Linked DNA regions of Homo sapiens: region 2 is linked to region 1. A link is an interaction called in ENCODE POLR2A ChIA-PET data of the cell type or tissue named here. Cell type or tissue: MCF 10A. All regions are shown on one strand. Links, peaks and the distances in the headings refer to the core of each region. The heading gives the core; the rest is flanking DNA.

Region 1 (6,515 bases), core at 2,106-4,605:
AACAATTTAACTTTTCCTTAGAATACAAAAAGTCATGCATGGTCTGGGGAACTATATGCTTTTCCATTTTTAAGTCAGGACTGCAATACTGATTCCAGTTAATGAGCAGCTAAGATCCAATCTGTCTAATACAGTGACCCCCTAGCCATCCGGGCCTGGCAATATACAATTTTTTTTCCCCTCCAAGTTTGTAACACTCCCCTTCCAGAAAGGCATTGTGCAACACAGGATTATTTTTAAATGATTCTGAATTTGAATTAACTTTTTGGAGAATTCTGTGATGCCCTTAGAAGAAATTGGACACGTATTGAGTGTCACAAAGCTGGGGCTGGGAATTGCTGGTCTAATGTTTCATTAGACTTAAGAACCTAAAATTTTTCTCAGTTGGGTGGATAAAACCACTAACGCTTAGAAACTGTTTTCTCATGCAGCTATGTTTCTCTTATTTATGCCTTGAGGACTAATTTCTGGTTTTCTAGCTGTTAATGCACTGTTGACCTTCATAATGGTGCCTTACGCAAGCGATCCCTTCTGTGGGGGTCTCATACAGGGGTGTGGGCGATGCATGCTTTATTAAGGCTCTTGTTTCACCTGGCAGTGTACTGTATCAACGTATAATACAGAAAAAAAATCTCTTTAAGGTCCTCCTTCACAAAGACATAGAGTGAAACTCCCTTTACATGTCAGTATTTGTTCAACACTTTAGGCAACTTGACTGTCAGTGTTAAAATGGAAAACAGGAAAATGGAAAAATCTGACCAATTCTGCCACCTTGAGACTTTCATATAGACCTTGCACAACAATTGTATAGATCACACACCGGCTGTATTTAATATGTAACATTTTCACACATATTAAAGATACAGAAGTATTAAAAAACCCCCAATGTTAATGTATTTGCTTAAAAGGCACAAGTTTCACATATCTGTCTAGCTATCTGTTGGTAATACAGAAAGTATACTACTTTTTTAAAAAAGTGGGCAGAATTCTTGTGTATGTATATTTGTGTGTACAGTATGTGTATGTGTGTATATATATATATTATATATATAGATAATATATAAATATTTTTTTTAAGGAGAAACTAGAATGTTTAGCTAGAAAATTCCACAGCCTGTGAAGAAATATTTCAAAATGGCCATAAAGGAGGTAAAAATGAAAACCATAACCTAACTTTTATAGAGGCTTTATCTTTAATTTAACGATGTGCGGAGGACTTTCTTGCTTGAATCTGTTCCGGGCTGTCTGCTCTGTCCATCAAATGGGCAGGTCTGGAATGGGGCACCTTCGGCCGTTCAGAAGTGGCCTGAACAGAATGCTGGAACCCAGGCTGGACTCGGACACACTAAGGTTTTGATTTTGAATTTCAGCCTTATTAGAAGATCTAACCTAAGAGTAAGCTAACCACAGGGATTCTTTTGTAGAACACTTTTTATGCAGATGAAGCTATTTTTTCCAGCAAGTAGATTCTTCCAGTTTTTCCAAGGAGTAATTTCCCCGAATTGGCATACCACGGCGTGGACAGCTGATATTTCACCCAGCTGCTGGCTTGTGGGTGTGGCTCTTTGCTTTATATATATATACACACATGTGAGTCTGGCTGGGCTGGTATTTTGTTTGATCTTCCTGGAAATGAGCAGTGACTAACGCTCACATAACTGGTTTTTTTTTTATCTGGGCTGATGAATACATTTACCTAAGAAACTCATTTCGTTTTACTTAAGAGGGGAAGTGCAGTTTTCTTTTGGCAGTTCAGAATCCAAGCACTTGATTTGCTGGGTTTGGAAAACTCCTTTTTTGGCCTTCTATGTGCTTAGCCATAACAATTCCATTAAGCAAGAAGGTAAGCAAAAGACAAAAAAAAAAAAAGGAAAAAAAAAAACTTGCACTGGCTTGTCTCACTTACGAAACATGTCGGAGCTGTTTGCCTGGGTGGGGCTGGGTACCGTACCTGTCAATGCCTGTGATTTTCATAATTAGCACGTACATAAAGAAGTACATTCTGTTCAGGTGATAACTGAGCCTCAATCAAGCAGAAACTTTTTGCTTGAAATTAAAAAAAAATTTCTATTAGTGAAATTTCTTTTTTTTTTTTTTTTGGAAGCACCCTGTTATCTAAAGAATCTTTGTAAGATTTTTGTAAAATTTTGTTTTACAAGATTTTATTTGAAATTGTTTTTTGCAAGATTGTTATATTTCTGTATGAATGTATTTTTTATTGGAATAACATAAAAGAATTCTTATCAGCATCTTGAGTCTGGTTGTTTTTTTTGGGGGAAGGGGGTTGTTGGAACAGATTCCTCCTGCATTCATCACCCTGGCTTCCTCCTGGGGGCAAATCTTCATTGAGCAACCCTGAGAACAACTCACCGACCTCAGCCCCTTCCTCTTTCCACAGCCTGTCCTGGGAGCTGGAGAGGATGTCAGCGAGCCTGACATTGCCCTCCCTGAATGCATCAAATACTCTTCTCCAAGGACTGACAAAAACAACCCCCCGGCTGTGGGCACAGTAGGGAACCATGCCGGTTTGATCTTCCATTGCTCAAGCCAGGGAATGCATTGCAGAGGCACCTGCACAACGACAAACTTGAGTGTTTCCCTGCCACTTCTGTGCCTCCACAGCCTGCTCCAGTTCCGCAGCTAGAGCTGGGCCTACCTTCCCCAGCCAGCCCTGCCACACACCTGGCTGAGGCATGTCTGGGAGGGGTGGAGGAGGCAGAGGGACTCCAGGCCAGAGGGCTGTTCTCACAACCTCAGCCCACTCTCAGTCAAGGAGGGCAGAAAATAAAAGATGACATCACTGCCAGAGGAGTTACATCTCTTTTTTTTCTTTTAAGGCCAATAAGATACATTAAATGTAGAGTTTGTTTGAAAATAGGCAGCCTTTTGTTTTTTAGAGCAATGTTTAGCAAGTAATCTCAGCTTTGCTTTACTGTGTGGACCAGGACAATTTGATCCTTGTAGGAGTCCATTTTCAGATTACACTAAGCCAATCAGTAGCAATGGGGTAAATCAATGTGTTTCCGTGGGAACCAGCTTCTTAGTGTGACAACAAGGATATTCTACTTGAGGTGGCTTAAGCGCTCACTCCTCTCCATAGCTCTTCATTTTGCTAAACGTGGGGAATTTACAGTGGTTGCTTTTAATTTTATAATTGGAGAGGGGATGGATGTTAAGATGTGTGCCCAGACTAGGAATGTTCATTAATTTTCTTTCTATAACTGTGGTAAAAATGTCAGCAGTTTGGAGGGAGCTGTGGTAGGGCAGGACGTGGGGAGCAGACGACATTATTGCCGGGATTCGTGGGCGTGTTCTATCCCCAAGCACATGTCAACATGACTCATGGTTGGATTGCCCCGAATGTACAGTCTAAATTTAAAGTCTTGATAGTCATTCGCGGCTACTATTAAGACTTGACCACTTTGTCATGGAAAGACTATGCAGGACAGCTAAGTTATGTTCAAATAAGGCTGTTAGCGCTGCCGTGCAAGGAATCGGCTGCAACCTTAGGGTATTTATAGAAGTATAAAAAATTTCAGTCTGCTTAACAAATTTTTTGAAACCTAGCTAAAAGAAGAAAGGAAATGTTCTAGCTTGAACGAGCTGTGTGCTTTGGACAATTTGCTGAGCTACACCGACCCTCAGTTTGCTTATTGCTAAAATAGGGCTAGGTCACGTGGATCCAGCATTCTCGATAGCACTACAATTCTGTGGTGTGTAAGTATAGGGTGCACTTCAAATTACACGTTCGCCATCTTCAGAGTGCTGGCCTCAGCTCGAGAAAGCTTTCTCTTGTGCTACATGAAAGAATTGTTGAGGAAAACTGTGCTCAAATGGAAACTAGGACTTTCTCAGATTGCCCTTTGCCCGTCTAATTACAGTTAAGTTATTTAGACATTTGTTGCGTTATAGCATACCATTTTTTAAATTAAAATCACCATTTTTGAAAAGTGCTGTTGTAGCTGTAAATGGACCCAAAGTCTCCCAAGTGTCCCCACTTTACCGGCCCCGTTCCCTATCCAAGTTGACCTGAGTGCTCAAAGGACAACACAGGCAATCGGAGGAAAGTGTCTTCCTTTTCTGCTGTAATTGCTACGGAGAAAGAACACAGCTTTCACACCTAACTCCCCTCTTTTCTGTTAATATTATGCCACCAGGAGCTACTTTTAAACAACCATCCTTGCCAAACGGAATTACTTTCCTAGCAAAATTTCATGATGATGCAGATAATGGTGTCTGCTTCCTACTTCTTGTGCTGTAGATTACAGGACCCCAACCCCCAGGCCACGGATCGATACTGTTCCAGATCAGTGGTGGCATTAGCTTCTCAAAGGAGCATGAACCACCCTATTGTGAACCGTGCATGCGAGGCATCCAGGTGGCATGCTCCTTATGGGAATATAATGGCCTAATGCCTGGTGATCTAAGGTGAAACAGATTTATCCCCAAACCGTCTCCCACCCCCACCTATCCCTACCCTTCTCCACCCCCAAGTCCCACCATCCCTGGTCCGTGGAAAACCTGTCTTCCGTGAAACCAATCCCTGGTGCCAAGAAGGCTGGAGACCGCTGCAGTAGATGTTATATCTATTTCACAGATGAGGAAAACTGAGGCCCTGAGAGACAACACAACTTTCCTGAGGTCACAGCTAGGAAGCAGCAGGCTCAGCATACTGGTCCAGGTCTCTTAGATGCGAAAGACCGTGCTTTTTGTCACCATCCCACACTGCTGTCTCGCCCAACCTTTGCTGTTCGATCTGCAGCAGCCACCATAATATGACATTACATGTATGAAATGCAGACAGGGCTTTCTCGCAATTCAGAAGCACTCCAGCTACAAATTGTGCTGTAATCCTGAGAAAACAAAAGTAACCATTTTGAATTGCTTTCAAGATATGAGACAGATGGCACATATTTATTTTTAATGTTTAAGAAGATAGAGAAAGCAATTGGAGATGTGACATCCTGCATTAATTGGCATGAATCACCTAATGCACACAGTTAAGATACAGAGAGACGAAAATGAGGCCCATGCATCACGCAAATGAGGACCACAACAAAGTGTGTTTAACTAGATTTATTTTATAACAAGGTCTTTCTGTTTCTAAGTAATTTTAACGAGAATTCTCTAAACGTCTGTGGATGAAGAGACAAAGAGGAGAGTAAATATGGGTTCCACATGTCCTGAGAGAAGCCACGCCAGGCGGCACGATCACCACAGAATCTTAAAAGACAGATTTAACCAGAATGCCCATTGGCCTACGAGTCCCGTTCAGCTGCAGTTGCTAGGTTGCATTTACTTTCCTTTACATGATCTGTACAAAACACTGTAAGTGTGTGTGTGTTTGTATTTAAATATATGTGTATGTATATATAAAATGTACATACATACACACAAATACACATGTATGTATATACATTTTATATATACATATACAAATATATATATATACATATACAAATATATATATACATATACAAATATATATATACATATACAAATATATATATACATATACATATATATATATATATGTCAATGATCACATGATCTCTGGAATTATTTTTTAAACTAAGAGCCCCAATTCAGATCTGCCATGAACAAACAACGAGCTTCTTTCGAAGCTCCAGGGCTTGGCTAATGGGTAACTGAACACAGGGTTGCACGCCATTTTTCCAAGATTTGCCCTTTGTTGACGACAGGCACATTTATGGGTGACTTGCAGGTATCAACCAAGCACAGCGCCGCTCCCCTTGATTTCTTAAGTTTCGCGTTACCACATTTCATTTGGTTCTGCAAGATCTGCTTCCAGATGTGCAAGATAGTTAATGACATGCACTGACATTATCAGTTAACTCACTCCAGAGCCAGGCGGCATGACCCAGGTGGCATTTTTCTGTTGGTGAGGAGACAAGAAAGTGGGGCAGTTTGGGCTGCAGTAGAATGCAGCCTTCTGAATCCTTTCAGATGGGAATGGAAAATCCTTCACTATCATCCCCACCTTCCTTGTGCAATGTGCTATCCTCCCCAAATAGGTGATTTATTCTCAGGTTCAGAAGCTAGATCAAGTGGGCTTACCATGACACATATGTGTGTTTGCTGGGGTTTATTTTTATTTTTTTTAAATCTAACTCCTCATGGTAAATTGCCTTTGAGCAACATTCAAATATACAAATAATTGAGTTCATGTAAATTAAAGAGAACTTAAGTGTTAGCTACCGATTTAAAACAGTCAGCTTAGGATCCAAACTTCAAAGCCATGCATTCAAAGGCCATCGTGCCCTGCCATAAGGTGGAGATAGGAGACAGGAGCTGCTCCAGGATGCGTAGGGCAAGAGACCACTAGAAAGTCCCCCATTTCTTTTGTTGCCATTGCTTTTGGTGTTTTAGACATGAAGTCCTTGCCCATGCCTATGTCCTGAATGGTAATGCCTAGGTTTTCTTCTAGGGTTTTTATGGTTTTAGGTCTAACGTTTAAGTCTTTAATCCATCTTGAATTGATTTTAAAATTGACA
Region 2 (6,515 bases), core at 1,998-4,497, 55 kb after region 1:
CATTCCCAGAGATTTCAAAGGAATTCCGTTGGGGTATTTTGGTTTGGCAGACACCGATAAAATGTAGAAATTTCTATTCGAGTGGTTAAAATATTCAGTCAGTGGTGTCTTTAACAAGAAGCAATCTGTACCCCTGAGTAGTTAACTGTGAACTTGACAAACATCAAATGCTTATGTCTTGTATAAGAAAATGACATTTTAGCCTTAAGTAAAAATTTAAGATGTCTTCATAACTTAAAAATAATTGTATTTCATTTCCTTTATTTAATCTGAATTGAAGACCCCATTTTTTGCCAAGATCCATGTTGAAGAAGAATGTCTGGAGTTGTGAATGAATGAATGAGTTTTCTGTTTACATTCTGTGGCCATGGTACAGATTGTCCAGAATGGCCCGCTCCCCATTCTGGACAATCACCTGAGGACTGAGTCCCAGGTTCCATGTCTGTTATGGTGATAATAATAGGTCACTTTAGGGGAGTCTGTGAGGATGACCTTCGGTGACCCGTGTGCAGAATCTCTCAGAATTGTGAGGCTCAGAAAACAAGACCCCAAAGTATGGCGCCAGAGCATGTCAAGTGCTTTGAGCTGGAGGAAATGGGAAGGCCGCCTACGCCAGGTCTCTCCGACCCTCTCCTGCCCTCATGTCTCTCTCTGCCCTCTTTCTGCCCCAAAGTGAGTCATAGAAAACAGAATTCCCCTTCCCTAAGGTGGGTCATGGGCACTAGAATTCCTCTCCCCAAAACCAGCCATGAAACTTAGAAAGGTCACTGTCTCTCTTCCTCCTCGGAGACCCTCATTCCAGAGGAGTCCTGCCCTCTTCCTGAGAGGTAAGGAACACAAATGGAGAAGCCATGGAGAACAGGAACAGGTGGGTCTTGCTGGGCTTACCCTCACTCTCTCACCATTAGATCACAGTCTTCTGTCCCATCACATTCCTACATGTCTGTCCATGCTTCCATCCATCCTAAGTGTAAAAAGACACAGTTTTCCCTGGGCCTTTGATTCTTCATTTCTGAAGGATCTCGTGTCATGTAAAATTTGGACTAAATATTATGCCTATTATGCTTTTCTCCTGTTAACCTGTCTTTTGTTCTAGGAGTCTCTGCTATGACCCTTGTGATGGGTGAGGGAAGACATCCCACCTATCGGACTCTACAGAATGCATGCTCAGGCCCTCCGTAAATACCTTCTGTCTATAGGAATATCGATGAAATACTCAAGTAATTAATCTTTTGCTGAGCATTTACTCTGCGCATGCAAAAATTGAAAATGGCCCACGTTTCTAGGGGGAAATATTACCGCCGAATTCATTGATTCTGGCTTCTGAACACTTCTTCAAGAAGCTGGTTAGAGCACCTACCTACATTCAGAAAATTCTTAAGAGAGATCAATATTGTATGGGGATTCTTGATTATCAGGTTAATTTGGACTATAAATACTCTCTTAATTGGTCTGCAATGCAATTACCAGTGAATCCCACAGCACCAAAAATGTGTAGTTATTCACACATACACAGGTCGATGACACAGGACCCTCTAGGAACACTGGTGCACTCTCTTTATTTGCAGAAATTATACATATGCTCTCGATTCAAGCCTCCAGGCTAATTACTGATCCTCCTTGATTAAAAATGTGAAATTTTAAATTAAACCTACGTTTAATCAAATATTTCATTAAAGTAATTTTAAAATGTTTTGCAAACCACACTATTAACATATTAGGAATGTTACACAATGTCCACTTTTATTAACACATCAATTAGTCAGCGTTTACTGCCTGGGTGACTGCTTTCCAACAAGGATTGTCAAGCCTCCAAGAGTTAATGATGGAAGTAGGCTGCAGGAAATCAGCTTTCCACTTTTCTCATTTTATTTTCTAACTTCCCATCCCTAAGTCAGGTTCTGACATACACGTTTGAATAAGAAGATGATCACCTGAGTAAGAAAAATATCATTTTGTTGTTACTATGTCTAGTTATTTATTCATGTCATAAGATAGCCCCTTTATCAGTTGAAAGCTCCTGGAATTACTTCTGATTTAAAGATTATAATGTCTTTTTGCTCCCAGGACTGAGCCTCCTGGCTCACCATGCACGCACACCTTTCACATAACTGATGTGTTCAGTGTCATCAGCCTGCTATTTCCTAGGGTCTTCTAGGGTGGACCACCTCTCCAGCCACTGTGGCCACAGCTGTGGTGAAAACCATCCAGTGGTCGTCCTTTTGCATGGTTCATAGTCAATAGAGACGGACAATTTTAGTCGTTGAAATTGTACTGCTAAGCAGACGTACCAAACCCATGAGTTGGATCAGAAGTGAAAGCTAGGATAGGTGTAAATTCAAAACACCTGCACTCGTACTATGGTGCCACATTGAATACTAAGGGAACAAATATTTTTGAGGCACAAAATGCCCAAATTAGGGATTTTGAGAACTGATTGTGTCTCTATAATACGCAAGTGGTGTGATGAAACGGGGGCAGTGTGCTTTGATGGTTTTATCCTCCAGAAAAAGTAGAGGCTCCCACCAGACCTTGTAACACATGTGTCATGAATCAATCTCACCTTCAATTTGTTTTCTTTATTTTTGACCTACTTGAGGCTCTCAGCTCTTTATCGGCAGACAAGAGTGTCTCTCCTTAGCAGACAAACCGGGGAGATACATTCAGATTGTATCTGTTTCCCTTTTAAATGGAAGACGGCTTTATCCTTCCCTCCCCACTGCCCGGTTTCCAAATGATTTCCACGATTCTCTCAATATGACCCAGTCTCTCAGACTTGGAATCTTCCAAAATCTCACCATCATATGGGCAGAAGTGGCACTTTGCTTTCTGGCTCAGTCTCAACCCCAAAACTCCACTGCTGCCCTTGTCTGCCTTCCCCCGGGAGGACTTCTCGTCGCCAGTTTCAGGGGGAACATGGAACTGTACTCATGATGGGATTTGGGCCAACCCATCAAAACCCATGACACTATCAATGTGTCTGTGCAGCTGACATGTGAATTATTTAGAAACCACTGGGCATGTAAACTGGAAGACCATGTGTTTGGACTGTTCAAATTGGCAAGTGACTGTCTGCTGAAACTTCCTCTGCTTCCTGTAATAGAACTCAACTTCTCCTCCAGCGCCCTGTGCAGAGTGACTTACGTAAGTGCTGTGCACCCAGAGTCAGCCCCTGGCATTTCATAACTCAGCTTTGGTAACCATGTGGTAACATGATTCAAACATTTTGCAAGCTAGTAACCTTTGCTGATAAGTAGTATTAATACCTCCTACCAGAGCTCTGCGTTTACCGCTGAATCAAGTAAACTCCTCACTCCCTTAGAGTGTTGAATACAGTAGCAGATTATTGTGAAATGAATCAATAAATACAGTTTGAGGTGGGCTTTACTGAACTGGAATGACAATCTGGCATCTTTAGCTGTGGTTGGAAGTTAACCTCTACCCGGTCCTGCTCAAGTGGCTTTCTTTCTAACTATGCTCACTGTCCTGGGCTGAGTCTCCAGTCTTTTTGTGTGTGTGTGTGGTTTTTAATGACATTAAGAATAATAAATTGGTTTGGGGGATGAATCACTATTTTAATAATTTTTTTTTTCTTAAAAATCACTATAAATGCCTGGAATTCTGAATTTTAGATGAAAGATCTCAGTTTCTTCTGGTGATAAGCATTTGTCTATACATTTTCTTTTCTTTTTTTTTTTTTTTTTTTTGAGTCCGAGTGTCGCTCTGTCCCCCAGGCTGGAGTGCAGTGGTGCCATCTCGGCTCACTGCAAGCTCCGCCTCCTGGGTTCACGCCATTCTCCTGCCTCAGCCTCCCGAGTAGCTGGGACTACAGGCACCTGCCACCACGCCTGGCTAGTTTTTTGTATTTTTAGTAGAGACAGGGTTTCACCATGTTAGCCAGGATGGTCTCGATCTCCTGACCTCGTGATCCGCCTGCCTCGGCCTCCCAAAGTGCTGGGATTATAGGCATGAGCCACCGCGCCCGGCTGCATTTGTCTATACCTTAACCAGGGATACGTCTGCACTGGCTCAGGTCTGTTCACACTGGGGCCAGCTCTCTTTCTCTCTGTCTCTCTGTCTCTTTGGCTCTGGACCTGTGTACTTGCCTGTCTGTGTTGGGATTCATGACCTCATTCTTCTCCTCATTCCTCTTGATCACACTCCTCCCAAGAGAGAGGCTGTTCCTTCACTCTCCGATGTTTCCACCCTAGTCCTGCTCAGGTGGCTTCCTGGGGAATCCCTGAAGGCTCTCCTCCTCCCGCCAGGGGCTTGGCAGGCTGCAGGCTCAGGTGCTGTTACGGAGCTACTGGTTCCCGGGCATGGCCACGTCCCAGCAGAATAACTTCTCAACTTCCAGTAGCCCTCGCAGCTCCCGCCGTTCAGAAGACATGAAACAAACACACGAGAAAGTGACTCTGCAGGTAGAACTAGAAGCTGCCCAGCTGCTTCGTTCCCAGCCTGAGAAAGCCGTCCAGGAGCAAGCGGACATCTGAGTCACACGAGGCCTTTTGTGACCAGCAGCCTGAGGCCTGACCTGGGCCCTTCTCTGCAGTCCCTGGACGCCCATTGTCAGGTGCCCTTTCACACCTCACAGACCCTGGACAGGCCCCTGAGTGGAGGAGCGTGCTGGCCCAGCCTCCACTCACCCTCGGGCCCCAGGCCAACATGACAGCCCCTGTCTCCAGGTCCAGGCCCCTCCTTCCACCCCAGGGTCCTGCCTTTCCCTGCCGGGCCCCTGTCTTGTAATCAGTCTGGCCCCTGCCCCACAGGGCTCTCCCTTTCTCTGCTCCCATCTGTCTGAGGACCAGCCTCCCTGAACCCAACCAGCCTCCCTGGACCTCCCTGTCCCCAAGCTCCTATAGGTTTCCTTGTCGGCCATCCCCTGATAATTTACCTGAAGCTTTTCTAGCATCCATGCCTTTAGCTCATGGTGCTGCTTCTTAATCTACTCCCTTGGGAAATAAGGGGATGTAGAGCAAGAGCTCAAGACTTGGGGTCAAATGGACAAGGTTGAATCTCTGGGTTTGGCCCCTCTGTGTGTAGGATTTGGGTAATTTATGCCAGCTCTAGCTCCTCACCTGCAAACCAGACCCAACAGTGGCCATGGCATGAGGTTGTTGGTAAAGGTTGGACAAGGCTCTGAGAGCAGCTATGACACAATGAACATAGATGAGGAGCCAGTAGGCATCAGCAGACTTTCCTTCCTCTGACTTCTTGGGGGAACTTCTCTGGCTGTCCCAGCTCCATGCGTCCGCCTAGTCTCAGGCTCACCCGTGTTCCTGGCCCATCAGAGTCTGTGGTCTCTAGAGATAATGTTCATTATAGGCAACATGGAACCCTTGCTGTGAATCAGGCACAGTCCTGGGCACTTCACAGGCATGATCTCACTCGGTCCTCCACACAGCCCTGCGTGTGGCTACCTGCAGGTGAGGCCTTGAGGCTTGAAGAGGTGGAGCGGCTGTCTCACTGCACCTGTGGTAAGGGTGAGATCCCACATGTGTCTTCAGGACCATCTGTGCACACGGAGTTCCTACATTTCTTTCTTAAAGCTCAGACCTCTTCTCAGAGCTTCAGGAAAGTATATCCAGCTAACAAGTGGACAGTTCCACCTGGGGACATCAAAGCCCTTCAGCCTTGGCCCGTCCAGAGCAAGACCTGGCTCCGTCCTCCCGAGACCCTGGTTCGCCTCACTTCCTCTGGGGCCTCCATCATAGCCAGAACAGTGAAGTCTGCGCAGTTGTTCATGCCAGAAATCCGGCAGTCATCCCCGGCCCTCCCTCCCTCCCCACTTCCCTCCTTCCCTCCCTCCCTCCCTCTTTTTTCTCCCCAGCCCCACACAGTCCATTGCTAACTCCCCCGATCTTGCTCCCTAGCTGTACCCTGTACATTGTTCTCTGTCTCCATGGCTGCATTCGCGGTGGAACCTCACCTTCTCTCATCTGTTTCTGGCGCTCATTTTCATCCCATACTGCGCTTGCAGCTGGAGTGGCCTTTTACACATTCAGTCCCTCTTGTGTCTAAACTGCTTAGGTGGCTTTTCAATGATCTTTTGATGAAGACCCAAATCCTTAACGTGGCGATGAGGCCCCACGCCCTCTCAGTCCATCTCTCCCTTAGCCTTTCCTTCTCAGGTCCCGGTTCCTTCTCGGGTCCTTCTCTCGGCTCCTTGGGGGGCCTCCTCCTGCAGGGTCCCTTGCCCTGTTCTCTGGGGCCCATGTCGCTTAAGAAGGGCGGACTCTGCAGACCTCAGGAAAATGCTGCTCTTGTGGTAGCCCAGACTAGCCCAGGCCCCCATACGCTGGTGCCACAACATGTGTGTGTCTTGACTTCAACGGCTGGTCGTCTCTGTTTGTAATTTTGCACTGGCATGATGCGTGCTTGCCTTTCCCACTTGGTAGAGTCACACCTCTTAGGTTCAGGCACGGGCGTTCCCCTGTGTATCCCACCTCTCATGTTCTCCACCGTAAATACTTATCCTGGCTTCTAACCCGGGGCCTGCCCATGGCTGCGATCTC

What was found. Peaks named below come from ENCODE experiments on the same cell type or tissue, not always from the same donor. Only the 100,000 strongest peaks of a DNase experiment are listed, where the experiment ranks them.
Region 2: POLR2A ChIA-PET joins it to region 1 with 11 read pairs; 6 of 35 experiments call an interaction of 5 or more read pairs at or near these places.

What each region holds. Positions count from the first base shown.
Region 1 is chr10:3,772,287-3,778,801 of GRCh38, reverse strand. It overlaps KLF6 (KLF transcription factor 6), which reads left to right. Exons shown (of 4, transcript NM_001300.6): 4 at 1-2,806. Among named protein-coding and RNA genes, the nearest start is that of KLF6, 9.7 kb to the left of the region's middle. RefSeq lists a silencer at 4,251-4,545. In MCF 10A, for the core only: no CTCF peak of the experiment used is centred there; DNase peaks (open chromatin) are centred at 2,341 and 3,341.
Region 2 is chr10:3,717,356-3,723,870 of GRCh38, reverse strand. The region is part of intron 1 of LOC105376360 (a long non-coding RNA gene); the gene reads right to left. Among named protein-coding and RNA genes, the nearest start is that of KLF6, 65 kb to the left of the region's middle. RefSeq lists an enhancer at 77-1,276. In MCF 10A, for the core only: no CTCF peak of the experiment used is centred there; a DNase peak (open chromatin) is centred at 3,170.